Linked DNA regions of Homo sapiens: region 1 is linked to region 2. A link is a loop called in an ENCODE intact Hi-C map of the cell type or tissue named here. Cell type or tissue: ascending aorta. All regions are shown on one strand. Each heading gives the region's core, and the rest is flanking DNA. Links, peaks and the distances in the headings are about the cores only. Region 1 overlaps CRIM1 (cysteine rich transmembrane BMP regulator 1). Region 2 overlaps CRIM1 (cysteine rich transmembrane BMP regulator 1).

What was found. Peaks named below come from ENCODE experiments on the same cell type or tissue, not always from the same donor. Only the 100,000 strongest peaks of a DNase experiment are listed, where the experiment ranks them.
Region 1: a loop joins it to region 2, with 2.3 times the contacts of the local background. A loop is called at or near these places in 4 of 110 quality-filtered maps.

Annotation. Positions count from the first base shown.
Region 1 is chr2:36,482,137-36,490,478 of GRCh38, forward strand. All of the region lies in intron 7 of CRIM1 (cysteine rich transmembrane BMP regulator 1), which reads left to right. Among named protein-coding and RNA genes, the nearest start is that of FEZ2, 110 kb to the right of the region's middle. In ascending aorta, for the core only: no CTCF peak of the experiment used is centred there; a DNase peak (open chromatin) is centred at 3,485; H3K4me3 peaks cover 437 bases; H3K27ac peaks cover 7,571 bases.
Region 2 is chr2:36,428,553-36,436,894 of GRCh38, forward strand. All of the region lies in intron 2 of CRIM1 (cysteine rich transmembrane BMP regulator 1), which reads left to right. Among named protein-coding and RNA genes, the nearest start is that of CRIM1, 77 kb to the left of the region's middle. In ascending aorta, for the core only: no CTCF peak of the experiment used is centred there; a DNase peak (open chromatin) is centred at 4,939; H3K4me3 peaks cover 3,074 bases; H3K27ac peaks cover 7,754 bases.

The DNA.
Region 1 (8,342 bases), core at 85-8,084, 53 kb after region 2:
TCCTCTCTGTCTCTTTCATGCTCTGGCTCTGATCTCTCATCAAACGTTTCAGAAGATTCCATTTTCTGGTTCTCAGAAATAATTTATCTTGCTTTTCTTGTTTTTGTTTTTAACTTAGTTGAGTAGTGAGTTTCATATGAATGTATTTACTCTCCAATAATGCTTTCATTTTAAGATGTATTAATAATAAGAACACAGATTATTTTAGTATAGGATTAAAAAACAGTGCACAGCTTAAGATAATGATACTAAAGGGTTATTTATGGCTACTAATAATAAACTTACAAAATAACACAAGGTGAATGGATCTTACTGCTTAGTTTATAGGGTCCAAGAAAGTCTCTGGGATCATTTGAAGACATTTTTTCTCAGCAGTCATTCAATATCATACTTAAATATAATTTCAAATGATTTCAGAGTAGCAAAAGGATTGTATGAAATAAGAAAAAGTGCAAGGTGTTAATGTGCAATAAATAAGCAATCACCCAGAAATAGTTAGAGGAAAACCAGAAACACTGGTATTTACTTAGTTTATACACACAATAAATTCCTCTGTGCACAGTTGCGTAACCAGTGTTGGCCCTTACCCTATTAGCTACAGTCTCTAGGTACATCGTCAGAGTATGAAATTAGATGAAAGGACCCCACACAAGGATTGTGGTTTTAGATTCTAAGTAAACTAACAGCATCACTAAATATGGCGTGTTAGGACCTCCAGGGAGGAAGAACCTTATTGTGGCTGTTGTTACTGGAGACACATACCTTCCAAATGACAAGATAATGTGTCTTTTGGTTACTCCTGGAGGACTAGGGACATGAACCTGGGGGCCCTTAAAGACTAGGCTGTTACTTGACAGCTAACTTGATTCACAAGTACCTAAGTGCTTTTTAAATTGGCACTTAAGTACTCTCATGATGAATTCTTAGCAAGTTATTGTCAACACCCAATTCAGGTATACAGATAAGCCTTTCCAGTCTGTTAACTGATTATATTCTCACATTTTGCTTTGTTGACTTTTCTCTACATCTCTTGTTTATCGATCTCATTATTTTTATTTTCTGACCCCTGTGAAGAGCTAGGGTGGAAACGTGTGGAATAGCATATAAAGTTTTCAGTTGAATGGCATACATAGACGACACAGCCTTAATCTCCTTAAAAACTAAAAACAAAAAAGAGATTGGACGGCAGAATTAGGTCTTCATCTGCAGGGCCACTGTTATTTGTAACCCTTAATGACAGTGGCTAACATTTCATACAATTGTTATGTGTCAGGTTTAAGTGCTTTAAGAGGAGCAACTAATTTGAGATCCTCACAGCATCCCTTCGGTATGGGTGCTGTCATCCCAGTTTACCATCAGAGAACACAAAGTTCGGAGGCCATGTAATTTGCCCAGGGTCATACAGCTCATAAGTGACAGCACAGTGTGTCCCCAGGACCAGACCCTGGACCCTGAATGGACAGTGCCTCTGCGCTGCAGTGCATTATACCCTGAAAGAGGCTCCATCCCCCTGTAAAGAAAGAATTTGGCATATTCTTTTGAATCCCTAAAACAACATGTGATGTGTAAGTAGATGCTCAAAATTTTTAAATGAGTAAATAATAAGTGAGGACAGTGAGGAGGAAAGAAAGACTGGAGCAGGAAGTCCCAACCAGACCCTTCATACAGATCTTCTTTTTAGTTGAGTGAGGGAGCAGACCCTGATACAGGGTTACCTTAACCAGAGCGTCAAAAGCTGATGGCCATTGGGACCCCTGATCTACTAGTTGAAGGAAGAATAATGTCAGCATGCTTATCACTGAAAACACATTTTGAGAACATAAGTAAGAGTGTTATGGAAGTGTGTGACATGAGGTGGGCCTACATGTCTACAGGCCAGTTGGACCAGTTTCCTGCATTGACGGTTCACCCTTCTGATGGGCACTCAGCTCTGGGCTCCATCCCTGTGTCAGCCTCATGGGCCTTCCAAGACTGATGTGTATTCTGTGGTTTATTCTGTCCCAGTTCAGCCCCTGAAGTCCAGAATCACAGAGTTTAACTGGGGCTTCCCAGACCCTCTAAGGCTAATGCTTGCTGCCACGTTAATGTACTGTTTTTAAGACGCCTTGTGCATGGTGTAGGTGCCACTGCATTTCAGTTACTTACACGGGCAAGGATTTTTTTTACATTGTCATTAGATATTGAGAATTATTTGCTGATTTTTTTTTTCAATAATAGCAAGTATAAATGCTGCCAAAGCTGATTCTTAATGTCAGAGGGATCCTGAGGAGAGGTTGCCATTTCCATTAGAAATCTATTTTGTGATTGAAGGTAAGATAAGGTATCGGGGAGGGAAGTTTTGGCTACATGACATCTATAACATCCCCGTGATTACTCAATAAGAAAAATTCAAGAGATGTGGACAGGTGTGTGGCCAGCTTAGCTGTGACACCTGATGCAAGAGATTAGAGCTTCCTGGGGACTTTGAAGTCTTGATGTCAGACCTGATCTGCCTTCTCATCTTGGGCTGCGGCTGGACCCTGCCCAGGTGGCCACTGTGATCTGAGTGTTCTTCAGGCCTCCTTAGGTGCACCATCTCCTGCACGGAGGAGCTGATGATTTTGATGACCTTAGGGATTTTGAAGCCAACACCAGAGTATCACTTTTCAAGAACTAGGAACAACTTAGGTAATATTTTAAAAGGTAGCATTCAGAATTATACTCAGGTTGCCAGTAAAAAAATTCCGTGCTAGCGGTTGGGCAAATGGGTAGTTTCCCCTCTACTATTTCTGTCTGTCTGAAAACAAAGCAAAATCCATGTTCTATCTCTAACAGGAAGTCAAAGAGTTATTTGTAGATTGTTAAAGCTGGATGAGAGGTATATCAGAGTCCATAGTATTCAGTATTTTTTAAGTTTTCTTCTTAATAAAAAGTTAAAATTGCTATTTGCAGACATATTATCAGATACCCAGCTGAGTTTCAGGCCTAATAATTCTGCTAACCTGGACTTAACTCTTGAAGTAGAGGATAGAGGAATAAGAGATTCACTGTGCATGGATTCCTTCTAATTCTGGGTTTAGGATGGAATGTGGTTGAACCAAAAAATCCACTATCTTTCTTCCTGCCACCTGGCTTTCTTGGATCTCTTACTTAGGGAATCCTGGTCCTACTTGGGACAGTGTTGAAGACTGGATGTCAGGCACGTCTTGACCTATGTGGATTTAGTAAGCCACTTCAGTCTCAGCTCACCCAATACTGTAAGTTGTGCTCCTCTAAAAGGCTGGAGTTCTGTGAGCTGTCAAATATATTGTCGTCTTCTTCATCAATCCCAAATTTATGGAAGCACTATATTCTCTCCCTGAAGGCTGATGATATAGCTTGAATCAAGCTGCCCTTCTAATGAGATTTCCACTGGGCTGCCAGAAAAGTCTGTACCAGGCACATATCTGGGTGGGAATTCTTTGAAACAAGAAAAAATGTTTCCAGCCCTGCCCATAATGCTTCCTCACTGAACAGTATCTCAAATGATTAAGCTACTGCTTTTGTGGCACGGAGTCAAACATAGTTTGGCTGACCCCAAGAGGCAGTGAAGTCAAAGATGCCATAGGGTCACATGTTATTAACATTCTGGTACATAACAGGGATCAAAACTCAGTTTATGGGTGGTATTGCTTCAGTGCCATATACGATGCTATTATTAGTAAGCCAAGAATAATAAAATATTCGTAATAGCCTAAAGACTGTTAGGCATGTGTTTTATCCTTTAACTCTAAACGTCCTGGAAACTAGTTCCATAAATGGAAATTAAAATATAACACAGTCTATTTTTTGCTTGTCCAAATAAGGTCATATGTTGGGTAACAAATGCGTAGCAAATGACTGTTTCTTAACCTAGGTCTTTAACATAAACATCAGAAATTTTTCAATGTTGAATATTGTCATATTTTGATTTTTCTCTGATCATTTAAAATGTCTTTACATATTTGCAATAAAACTAGAATATAGGTAAAGTAAATGCAAAAGACACTCACATCCAGCCTTAATATATCACTTTCAAGATTTTGTGATTTTTCACAGCTATATAGAAATATGTACATTATATGAGTGGCTTTCTTTACATGTTAGATCCACCACTTACATTAATAGTTAAACAAGTGTAGAAATAAATGTTGTAGAAGTAGTTTAATAGAGAAGAAATGTTTATTCTTACTTATACCTAGGAGTTCTGCTGCTGGTTCTCCAAGTCCAGCATGTCTTTGCTTGTGTCGGTAATGCCTTGCTCTTTGTACTTGATTTTGAGTAAGACTGTCATACTGAACCAAGTTTTACGAGTAAAAATGAAGATTGGTCTTATACTCTTAATTTGCTAGATGACCAAACTGATCAATGCCTTAAATGTTCAGAATTGTTGAGAGCTAATTCTGAAACACATGATTAGAAATTCCTCTGCCCCTGAGTTTACAGAGCTCAGCTGTTAAGTATTTCCCTGTTGAAGTGGCGTGCAAGGGGGTGGGTTGCTCTTTATTTCCTCTGCTGTCTACTTCCCATACCTAAAAGGGTATTATTGCTGGGAGTCTCATAATTTTCCTACTAAGACAATAATTGCATCTAATAGATCAGACTTGGGCCTGCTAATTTTCATCTAATCAACAGAGGCAGGAAAACATAGTCTGGAATGCTAACTATGTGAATGAAAAATATTTAGTCATTCTTGAAATGATAGGAATGTTTTTCCAACAAGCTTAAATAAACACAATCTCTTTTGAGACTGTGCTAAACTTTTTTTGGATGAGACAACTCTTAGGCAACCAAACAGAAGTTAATGAAGGTTATTAAGAGACATGCCCTTCAGAAAAGGCCTGCAGACTTTAAAAAGAAAAGATTCCATCTTCTTTATGCTGCAACCATTGATAAATAGCAGAATTGGTTTACTTTTTAGCTTTTGTCTACCCAGTAGAATTTAACATTTTAATTAGTAATCATACTGCCCAATGTTCAACAGATACCATTTTACCTAACATGGCTATATGAGACCATCTTATTTTAAAATCCTCATCTTCATCTCCTACTGTTTGCCTCAGTTCCAAGGAATTCATTGGACTCAACACTCCTGTATTTATAGCACCTGATTACACTTTTCCTATGAAGCATGTTTGTTTATTCCCACCAACACAAGGTCCCGCCAGATAATAAAATTATTTTTAAACATACTAAAATGTACATATTCAAGTGAAGTGTTTTTCCTTTCACAAGTTATATGGGAAAAATGTATACTTACTCCAGGGATACAGTCATTCAGAATATTTTTGGTGCCTCTCTTTTGAAACTGACTTTAGAGATCATAGCACATCCTTTTGAATATCCTTAGCTTTGTAAACCCTTGACTTTGAAGGTTTATTAGACTCTAGGAAATAGCCAAAGTCATTTATGTTGAAGTCTGGTTTAAAAAAAAAAAAAAGGTGGCCGATCTAGCTGAGTAAAACTGTTTAGAGGAAGCAAAAAGTGACAGTAAAATAAAGGCACTTTGTCTTCTATGACATAGTAATTTGCTCTGAAAGCAACTATGAAGAGGTTTCAAACAGAATTTTAACATGAACAGCATTTTGGCATAAGAATATAGCCTCTAAAAGTGAGTACTTTTATCAATAACACTTATTTGTAAGTATAACTCCTGGTGTGTTTATAAAAAAAATCAATTCACCTACTACATAGTATTTTTATGACTTCTAGGGATTAGAGGCATGTATTTAAATGGTCATATACTGTATTACAACGTTTTTCTGAAATTGCAGGTGTTCTATTCCAACATTTTTTTCAAATACATTAGACTAAAATAATTTGCCTACAGAAACAGGTCAAAATAGGTTGCGATTCTAATATAATTTATTTTTAGTATTTTAGTTATCCAATTCCACTTCTAGTTATACCATACTGTTTCCTGGTATAGTCTTAAGTATATCCTATAAAAACAGAATGATTTCACATTGCTTAATATATGAGGGTTAGCACTGAAGATAGTGAAAAATCCAGTGAGTCACTGTTAAACCCCCATTAGAACTTTTCTGTGTTGTATCTATCTGATTATTGAAGATACAGTGTCACACAAGCATATAAACCATCTGTTGCAATACTATTTTAAAATCGTAGGACAGGTTCAAAGAGGGGAAATGTCCATTAAAGAACGCCTCTTGCGCATGTGTGGGTCTCCCCATCACAGGTGGCTGATGAGGTGGCAGGAGCAGCATCATACCCACCTATCAGCCTCTTAATTTGAGAGCCCCAAATACTCCCCTGCATGAGCTCCCAGAATGCAGATTGGGAAATCTGTTGCCAGGGGACTCAGCAAAGCCAGATCTTGGTCCAGGGGTCATACCATCAGTTTAATCTAAATTTGATGTGCTTTGAGCAATACGGGACATGTAACATGTTTCTGAAATTTGCCAGAAAGCATGCATTTTGTTTTATAAATATTTTGAGTTTAAGTTGATCAGCAGTTTGACCAAATTTTTATTTACCATTTATATCTACAGAATACCTGTTTACACCTCAGTGGAGTTTAACTTTCGCATCTGAGAGATTAGCTGGATTTATCTGGTTTGTTTGAAACAGCCTAGTTCAGGTATATGGACCATTTGAGATCACAGAATTTAATGCTAGCTGCCAGTAAAAAGATGCAGTCCCAGGCTCCAGCTCTTACTTTGCAGCAGCCTAGTGAAACACAACTAAGAATCCTCAAGATCCTAAGGCCAAGTACTTGATCCTTGTGGACCCTGCAAATCATGTAACTTTCACATTGGCTGCCGGAGCAAACCGAGAGTTGATTTGCAAGCCACCGCTCGACCAGCACCAGAACTCAAAGCATGCGTTCTGTGTGCTTACCTCATCCCTGACTGCAGCTTATTCTTTTCTAGCTAAAATTTACCTGGATCCCCATTTCCTTACTTTAAAAAAGTATTCATTCATGATATAATTTGAGACTGCCTTGGATCTATTACATAATCTAATGAGGTATATTTATGTGCTTCTTTATGTATAATCAGTGCCTACCATTTGCCCGTGCCTGTGCCTTTGTGCCTTGCATGGTGGTTGAACCCCCTTAGTTTGCCTATCAGTAGGAAGACAGGAGATCATGTTGTTTTTCACCTTAATGGACAGCTATTGCCCTGCATGTCAGCTCACTTTTAAAACAATTCAAGGAGTCTCTATTTGTTAGGGAAGCTGTAATATGTTTGGAGATAATAAGCTATCCACTTGGGATGGCCTCGGGCCTTGCATACGGAGAGGGTCGGCAAGCTCAGATCTTTTCAAAGCCATAAATCTCTCATCCTTTCTGGGAATCAAGTTTTTAAAAGATTCCATGGAGATTTTATGTTAGACGAATTCCACAGGGGGTGTGTCCCATAGTCCTGTGACAGAGATACTAAGAACATGACTCATTGCATGAGGAGCCCCTACAATTCTTGTTATGAAAGTACTGGTTGAATTTTCTCTTACTGTTGACATATGTTTGAGATCCCTGACTTCCTAACACTGAGATCTGCTCGTTAAAGACAGTTTTTAGAAATAGGTCTTCTGTGTCTTTCAACTTGAGAGTGGCAAGAAACACTGGCAAAGATAAAAAGTAGTATAAATGATTCTGTGATGAGTTTGCCCTTGTCCCTAAAGATCTAGCAAGGCCCCCATCATGAGAGAGGAAGAACAGGGGCCAGGCACACAGAGTCATTGTTTCGACCCACATTGGATTAGCTGATTACTAAGAGATTTCTGTTCTCTTGGAGACATCATAGACATAGTCAAAATGTAGAACAATGATATCAGACTGCTACTCAGCAAATGTGAAAGGCGTCACTGGCTGGTCACTAACGTGCTCCAAAGCTTACCAGACCATATGAAAAGATAGCACAGACCCACCCACCGTCTCAGATGCTTTTCACGTTATCAGTGGAGACAAAAAATGATGCTTAAGTTACAACAGGCAGGGTTCAGAATGCTGAACCAATTGCCATACTATTTATCAGCTGTGCATTTGAGGTCTGTGAAAGGGCTAAGAATTCATTAATTAGCCATTACCTGAGACCAGTTATAGCTCTGAGCAGACAAGATCAGCATGACATCAATAATTACAACAAGAAGTAATGTTGCTGTCACCCTTACAGTATAGTCTTTTCTTGACAAGCTTGTTTGAGCATTATTGGAATATTGTGAGGTAGAAATAATGAGTATTCCCATTTTCTGGAAGCCCAGAGAGGTCCATCATAACATGTTAGCCTAATGAGAGAGCAGGGACTCAAGCTATGTTTTCTGACTCCAAATCCATGACCTTGGCATTGCTTCCCAGTAGACCCCCATTGTGAGAAGACGGG
Region 2 (8,342 bases), core at 300-8,299:
ATGACAAAGCGTTTTCTGTACCTCATTGCTTTTATTAAAATACCCAACTTATTATAGTGTCTCTTATTTAGCAGTTGGTTAAATATTCCTGGAGTTAATGAGTAAGAATCTTCTATCTTGTAACAAATAGATGTAGAGCTTTGGTAAGAAGTACACATATTACTTGTTTGAGTGTTTCTCAAGTGATTCAGAATGCTTTACTTACATTCGCTCTTAAGGCAAAATACTTCCATTATTCTTACAGTTCATTGTCTTAGGAAACTTGTTGCAGAAGTTTCTAATTGTCCCCATATACATGTGTTCATTCTCCTCTTCCTGCGTAGATATAAAATGTTTAAAGATACAGTCACCCAGAATAAAGACACCGTTGAGGGAGGTGTGGCCACGTGACTGAGTCCTGGTCCATGAAGTGAGCATAAATGACAGTGCTCCTTTTCCCATAATGCTGTTTAGAGTTGCGCCTTCCCCTTCTACTTTTCCCCTCTCCCACAGTTGGAATACCATATGGACAAGGGCTGCACCGTAGGGATTGAATGGGCAAAAAAGCTGAAAGGAACTTAGGTCCCTAGCACCTGTGTGGAGCCCAATCCCCATAACATTTATAGAATTAAATTTCATGACACTCTTATTGCACATAACACAAATTCCCAACTACTGGCATGTGGCTTTGTGAGAGCTGTTTCACCATAATCTGTTGAGACTTATTTGTGGAATCATGATGTCCCGTGACATTTGAAAATGGAAGAGAATCCTGGAATATGGGAGCAACACTGACGCAGAACACAGTGTTCACTTTGGAAGCAGTCATGATCTCTTCTTGCTGTGGAAGCCTCAACAGTTTGCCTGTTCCCTCCATTGTACTCCTCTCTGAATTCTCTCTCAGGCCTAGATGCTGGGCTCTGTGTGGGTTGCTGTATGGTATAGAAGAGGATGAGATTGGCGGGGACGGCTCTTGTTCAGGTCCATCAAGACTGTCGCTGTCCTCTATACCTTGAGCCAGCTCTACTGTGCATTTATAGAAAAGAGAGACCAGCACACAGAAAGAGAGAAAGCAGCTGTTTTTAGGGGGAGGAGAGAAGATGGTGGAGCTTACAAGAGACTGATGTTTGCAAGTGGATATGGTATAAAGTAGTAGTTCTCAAAGCACGGTGCCTAGACAGCAGCATCAGGAGCCTGTGAATTTGTTAGAAGCACACATCCTGAGGCTTCACCCAAGACCAGGGGATAAGATTTGGCAATCTGTGCTTAAAAAAGCGTTTGCCTTGCTCACTTCTGAGAACCAGTGGTCTAAAGAGTGTTGGGAAGCCTGACAGTGGTAGTTACAAGGGTGTACCCTGATGGGAGTCCTGGGATCAAAAAGACTTGAACTAGAAGTAAGGGACCAGGTGAGGGAGCATTCCCTTCAGAGAGAGTTGTTAAAATAAGCCGGGGTTCTCATGATGCTGCTGAAAGGAGTGTAAGTACTGTACCTCCTGTGTTTGGGACCAAGGGTGTATCTAGCCTTAGGCTTCCATTCCAGCACATCCCGTCAGCCAGATGTGCAAAAGTTCCTCCGTATACACACTGTACTGCTTAAATTGCTGGTATTTTGAAATAGAAAAAGGTGCTTATAAACCCATACTGACTGTGATGAACAGGGAGTACTTTTTCCACCTACCTCTGCTTGGGAGGCTGAACCCCATCTTGCCCTGGAAGATGGCTTTGAGCCAGAAGCCAAGCCCTTTAATGGCTATGAAGGGGGGAAAAAGTATGATTTCCATGTAAGGGCTACCAAGAATATAAGTACCTATTTAATAAATTATTTGTTGAAATGCCTTTTCTATTTTGGTAGTTGAAGTTTGAAAAATGTTTGGAGTACTATAATTATCATTTCTGGGAAAAAAATACACATTGCAGTATTTTTGTTTTTGCTACAGGTCAAGTTGTAGTTCAGGATGGAAAGTAAACACATCCCTTTGCTCAGCTGCAGCTCACATATTTGTAGTCTCTGGGTGCCCTCTTGGCAGTCGTGGTGGATACCCAAAGGACACAAACAGGGCATAGAAACGCGGGGCTCCATCAGGGGCTTGCCCCAGTGCAAGTCTGATTAGGAAGTTTGCTGGAGCCGAAGGAATGGCCCAGAAGGGTGGAGATGCCTTCACAGAAGGAGTCCTAGGACCAGAATGAGGCTGTTCTCAGAGGCATGCCCACCTCTGGGAGGGGTCTGCAGAAGCACTTTCTCACCAGGGAGAGCCTTTATGGTATGGGTCTAAACACTGGGAGATCTTTGTTTGTTTTTGGAGGCACTCCTTACCATTCTATGCCATCTTGTCAATTTGACAACTTTGTAAACAGGGCCCATCCACACATCTTGAATGTAGAAATAGCTGAGAACAGTCTCCAGGAGAAATTACCTATATAAGGCTGCTTCCTTCCTTCTCTCCAGAGTGGAGACGATTTATAAAGAGAAAGTATTGGAAGCTGACAGAGAAACAGCACTTGAGAGTAAAACTTTTGGCATGTAAGAGGACTGTGTGTGTGTGTACCCATGCCTATGAGTGTGTGTCTGTGTTTCAGAATCAACTTTACCTTTCTGAGACATAGCAAGCATGGAGTGATTACATCTGTGCCTTGGGACATCGCGTTAGGTGTTAGGTTTAAAACAAACTGAGGAGAAAACATAAGAACCTGTGAGTACTCTGTGTGTGTGTATATGTATATACACATATATGTATGAAATGTTTTTATACTTACACACTTTATATTTTACATAATATGAAAAAGTATATATTCTTTTACTCTCCAAGGCAGTCTTGTAGAATAAATGTCTTTATGCCCTGTACACTCTATTCAGCACCCTCTTTTTGTTCTTGCTATATCATTTTAATTACATAAGTAAAGTCACTTTCAGAAATCTCAGATCAACACACGATATTCTTTGAAGTCTTTCTAAAAACATCTGAAATCCATATGCCACCTCTGGGACTCGGGAATTTTTTGACAATATTACGATAATACCCTTGGTTTATTGTTCCTTGTCTTTAAAATCACGTAAGATCACACTTTCTACTACACTACTAAAAACTCTATAGAGTGTTGACAAATACTGGAGGTTTAAAGGAACATGACTGGCTGCTCCTTTAATTCAGCAAGCGTTTGTCGGTCTTCCTTGAATGAGCAGGAACTGAGCATCCTTGGAACCTGACTGCATAGGAAGGGCTCTCAGAACATCTGGTTGGAATATGTTCATAGGAGACACCCACAAGGGCCAGCCCCTCATTTTACAGATGAACACCAGACCCTTCACTCTGACATATTTAAAATCTGACATTTTATTATGTACTTTTTTCAAATTGCTGTCATTGTTGCACAAAGGAAGAACCAAGTTACCGTGTCCCTTCCTCAGTGGAGGAAAAGTTGATAGAGGTTTTATTTGTTGTTCTAAAATGGATGCCACCTTCCGGTAAACATTACTTGGGGAGTTCTTAATTTCTAATGTTTATGCCTCTGTGACATTTTCAAGCTGTTATAAAGAGTCTTCTTAAAATGTTGCTGAGCTGGCTATACAAATTTAGTTCATTTAATTTACCTCATTAGTCATTTGTCCCATTCTCTAATAATTTTGATTCCTTTTTTGTGGGTCAGTGTTTATGGCAAAATGTGTTCGGTGGGGGAGGTATTCAGAGAAGACTGTAGTTTATTAGGTAAAATTAAACGTTTTGAAACCAGTCTTTAGTTCTTTGTACATTTATCTAAACCATCCTTAGGCCTTATTTTATTGCCAGATTTTTAAAAAAATAAATTCATTGTTACATTTTGAAATTTGTTATGGTGTGTGAATATATAAATATAATTATTTGAATGGCAATTTTTTCTGGGAGTAGGTTGGATATATTTTTCTGGTGTGAATTAACAGATGAAATAAAATGTCTCTGAACTCAGTAAATATTTGAAAACTGTTTTAAAATTCAGTAGGATGCAAACAGGCCACATTTGGCATCCGGCTCTCCCACTCCCCAGTCCTTCCACCCCACTACCTCCCATAAAAGGCAAATCCTGGAAGCCACTCTGAACTTTTTTCCTTCCTCCCAGGAAGCTCTGACTTTTCCAGGAAGATTCCAGGGAACACTAGTTGGATCCGATTTCCTAAGAATTAAAGCAGCTTTAAATCTCCTGGGAGTGTAGAGGATGAAGGGGTTGAGGGTCCCTAGAACAATAGGTCAGCATTGACTGCAGATTGGAGTCAGCTGGGGAACTGTAAAAAAAAATATATACCGATACCAGGGTACCACTTCCAGTAATTCTGTTTAATTGGAATTGGTCTGGGGTGCACTCTGAGCTTTTGGATTTTTAATCTTCTCCTAGGGTTTTTAATGGGCAGCCGAGGTTGACAGTCATTATTCTGGCACTAAATTTTCAAACTATAGTATGCATGAGAATCACCTCTAGGGTTTGTTCAAACCCAGATTACCGAGCCCCACTCCCAGCATTTCTGATTCTGTAGGTCTGGTGGGCCTTAGAATTTGCACTTCTAGCGAGCTCCTTAGGAGATGCCGATGCTGCTGGTGCAAGGATCATTGTTTGAGAACCATCACTTTAGAGCAGTTCATCTCAAACTTTACTGTGCATCTTGCTAAAATGCAGATTCTGATTCAGTAGGACTGGAGTGAGGTCTAAGTTTCTGCATTTCCAGCAAGCTCCCAAGCTCCCAGGTGTTGCTGAGGCTACTGGTCTAGGGGCCACACTTTAAGTAACAAATCTCTAATCTAAAGCATCATTATGAATGCAATTCCATAACATCGTTTGGGAAGAAAAGATGTGTGGTTCAGGAGATTCCTAGAGGCACGGTGGGGCCGATATATGCCTTAGACCTGGTGGCAGGCAGAGATCTGGAGGGCTCAGTGCTTCTTTGGCACTTGGCCAGCTGTGGCTTGCCAGGGTGTTGGAACATGCCCTTGGCGAAGCTGTACTGTCAATAGGGAGCTTCATTGTAAAGATTCTCTGTTTGCTTGGAGTAAGGCAGTGGTTCTCAGGCCCAATTGCACAATAGAATCACCCTGGGAGCTATTTAAACAAGTACTAATGCCCAGGCTCCTCCCCCAGAATTTCTGATTTAATTGGTTTGAGGTGGGATCCAGACAGTGGTATTTTTAAAATCTTTGTGAGTGATTTTAATGCACAGCCAGGGTTGAGAACCACTGAATTAAGAAATCACGTTACAGTCTTACAGATCACTTTTTTCCCTTTATATTTGGCTAAGTTATACTGCACAGTGATGCAAACTAGCTTTATTAGGTAGTCAAAAACAATTTAATATGGCATTTTTGACAAACCACCAAGAAAAGACTCTGCAAAGATTCCGTCGCTGTTAAATCCTAAATTCGGAGTCTTAAGATAGTGCTGGGAAAGTGCAGTGGGTGTTTCTGAACGAGCTTGAAATATGAAATATTTCTGGGACTGTATCAACAAGTCTAATTTTTTCCCCTTGGGGTTATGATTGTGCGGAACAAGTCTTCACAGCAAAGCTTGCCAAAAAAGGTTATGATAAAATCATGGAATGTGTATGAAAAGAATTCACAGTGTAACTTTAAAGGAGTCAGTCTCTAAATTTAAAAACTTAGGGATGACATACGTATTACATTTGTAATAAAAGTTTTAAGAACAAAGTAATGCTGAATATAAGAAAGTTCCTCCTTTTATCACATGATATCTCTAAGGCCAAGGAACAAGTGAAATAGAACAGCCAGCAAGAAAGTAATGAGGATACGCTAAAGACACTGAACCTCTTTATCTTTGCAAATTAATTTTGTCCTCTGTATTTAAGCAAAAATGTAGCTATTGACTAAATATACAGATACCAGCAACGCCGAGTAGGAAAGTTGAAGCTCTTCTTGCTTTTGGCATTATGGACGACTAGTGGGAAAATCATGGGCTTTGGCAGTTCTGCCACTTGCTTTGTGACCTTGGCCAAGTTTCTTATCCTCTCTGGGTCTCTCTCTTCATCTGTCAAGTAGACATGAAGATATAATCTCTTCTTCACACAGGAGTACAAAGGCGTGTGAGAATGAGTAGAGGCGTGCCCCACACGTAGGAGATGCTCAATTAGTAGAGATTTCTTTCATTTCTCCAGCATGACCATGAGAATTTAATGCTTAATAAGAAGCATTATCCATCAAAACATTTTTCTTGTTGAGTCTTTATTGGTATTTTCTGCCTATTAATTGTATCAGTTTAGATTTCTTATTAATAATCATGAAGTCTGTTTTTCCACTTGAAGAGTAGGCCCTTTCTTCTTGCTTTAGAGCCATCATTTTTGCCATTCCCTTTGTCTGGAACACTCTTGCTTTGTGTTTTGTGTGCTTTCTCCCTTCTTTCATGCAAGCCTGTGTTGCGATGCCATGTCAGAGATACCTTCCTTCACTCGCCTGGTGACACATGGCACCCGTATCACTGAATATGCTGCAAAGCCTTTATCATAACCTGGCATGGTGCTGTGTAGCTTTTTATTGTCTGTCTTCTCCAGAATTGTAATTCTCAAGGTTGGTCTCCCTGTGCTACTGAGTGACCAAGGGCCCCCGTGATACTCTAGGCTGATACCACGGCTACTCTAGGGCTTTAGATTATAAAAGACATCAGAGGGAGGTGTCGGAAAAAACAGTGACCCCAGACTCTTCTCTTGACTTTGTGTTCTACCTACTAAATTTCCGCTATCAAATATAATCCAAATTTGGGGTCCTTTGAATTCCCCGAAGTAGCTTGAACCGCCCAAGGATTGTCTCAGGATGGCTGTGTATCTCACTGTGTGTGTGTGTGTGTGTGAGTGAGAGAGAGACAGAGAGAGAGAATGAAGAACGAGAAGAGATTTCAAAATAGAAGTTTTCAGTGTCAGATGTATGGGACTCTACAAACTTTAAATAGAAATAATGGTAATCTGCCAATGTAATTTTTATCTTCTTTTTTTTTCCTCTTACTACCAGTAGTTTTTCATTTGTCTTTGTGTTTTATTTAAATTTGCTTTTAAGCAGAAGCTCTTGCATGCATTTGCTTCTCGTAGATCATGATTGTATTAGGTTGGTGCAAAAGTAATCGCAGTTTTTGTCATTACTTTCAATGGCAAAAACAGCGATTGCTTTTGCACCAACCTATACTTCCTTGACATATGGACCTGAAGAGGGCCTAAAAATGGCCAAGATCCAGTCATACACATTAAAGTGACCAGGATTGATAGAAACTTTCCAGGGTTATGGTAAAATCATTTTATATTGGGTGAGCCTGTCAATATTTTAATACTAACTTCTTAAAGATTATTAAGATGATGAAACCAGGTTATTTTTCCATAGTTACTTCTGTTGCAAGTGATATTGTCACTTTGGTCTTTCTATATCTGGGCAGGCTTTTTTTTTTTTTAATGTCTGTTGCACTGTTATCAGTGTAATCAGACATAGAAGTTATTTTAAGTATTATATATAGATCTGTTAGACACCATAGGGAAAGAGTTAGGAGAGACTTCAAATAGATAAAATTAAAAATTCAGAAGTAATGTCAGAAAAACTTTCTAATTGATGGAGTGGCTGTAGTTTTATCCTTATTTTCTCCATGGAAAAAACATAGAATAGAGACAGAGAAGAATAAATAAAATCTGATGGGAGAATTTATAGAAAAGGCTGAAAAAAAAGGTTTCAGAAAAACAATTCCTGATGTTATGGTAATTGTACTACATTTAAGTGACAAGCTGATGACTAGTTCGGGGCAGAGGAAGATGCAGGGTGAGTAGGGATTCTAGATAATTTATTGAAAGGTGAATAGAGGGTTGAAAGAAGAGAAAAAGGAATGTTAATTACAAAATAAGAAAGATGGAGACTTTTGAAATCTAAATTATTTGAAAGCATAACTTCACAATTTGAAGGCTTGAATCTTATGCCTGCTAGTCATGAAGTTAAAAACATAGCTTTGAAAAATTAAAGTAAGTGCTGGAAATTTGAAGAGAAGTTACTGGCTCGTAGTAGATTTTACAGATCCCTCTTGGAAATCAGGTAAAAAATGGGAGGTATAGGTAATCAGAATGTCATAATTAAGCTTGATTTAATAGATAACGCAAGATTATATGTAATAAACAGAGGATATATGTTCTTTTCAAATACCCATCTATTTTAAAATTGGTTATGAGACCACACATACATACACACACGTGCTAAAAACCAAAAACATGCAAAACTCAAGAAGTTAACAAAAGTAGAGAATTGTACAGCCTACATTCCATTCTCTGGCAACCAGGCAGTAAGACTATAAATTAAAAAAGAAAGCTCCCCAAAATGTAGCTATGCAGAAATTTAATATCACTCTTCTAAAAAGTCTTTAAAAAG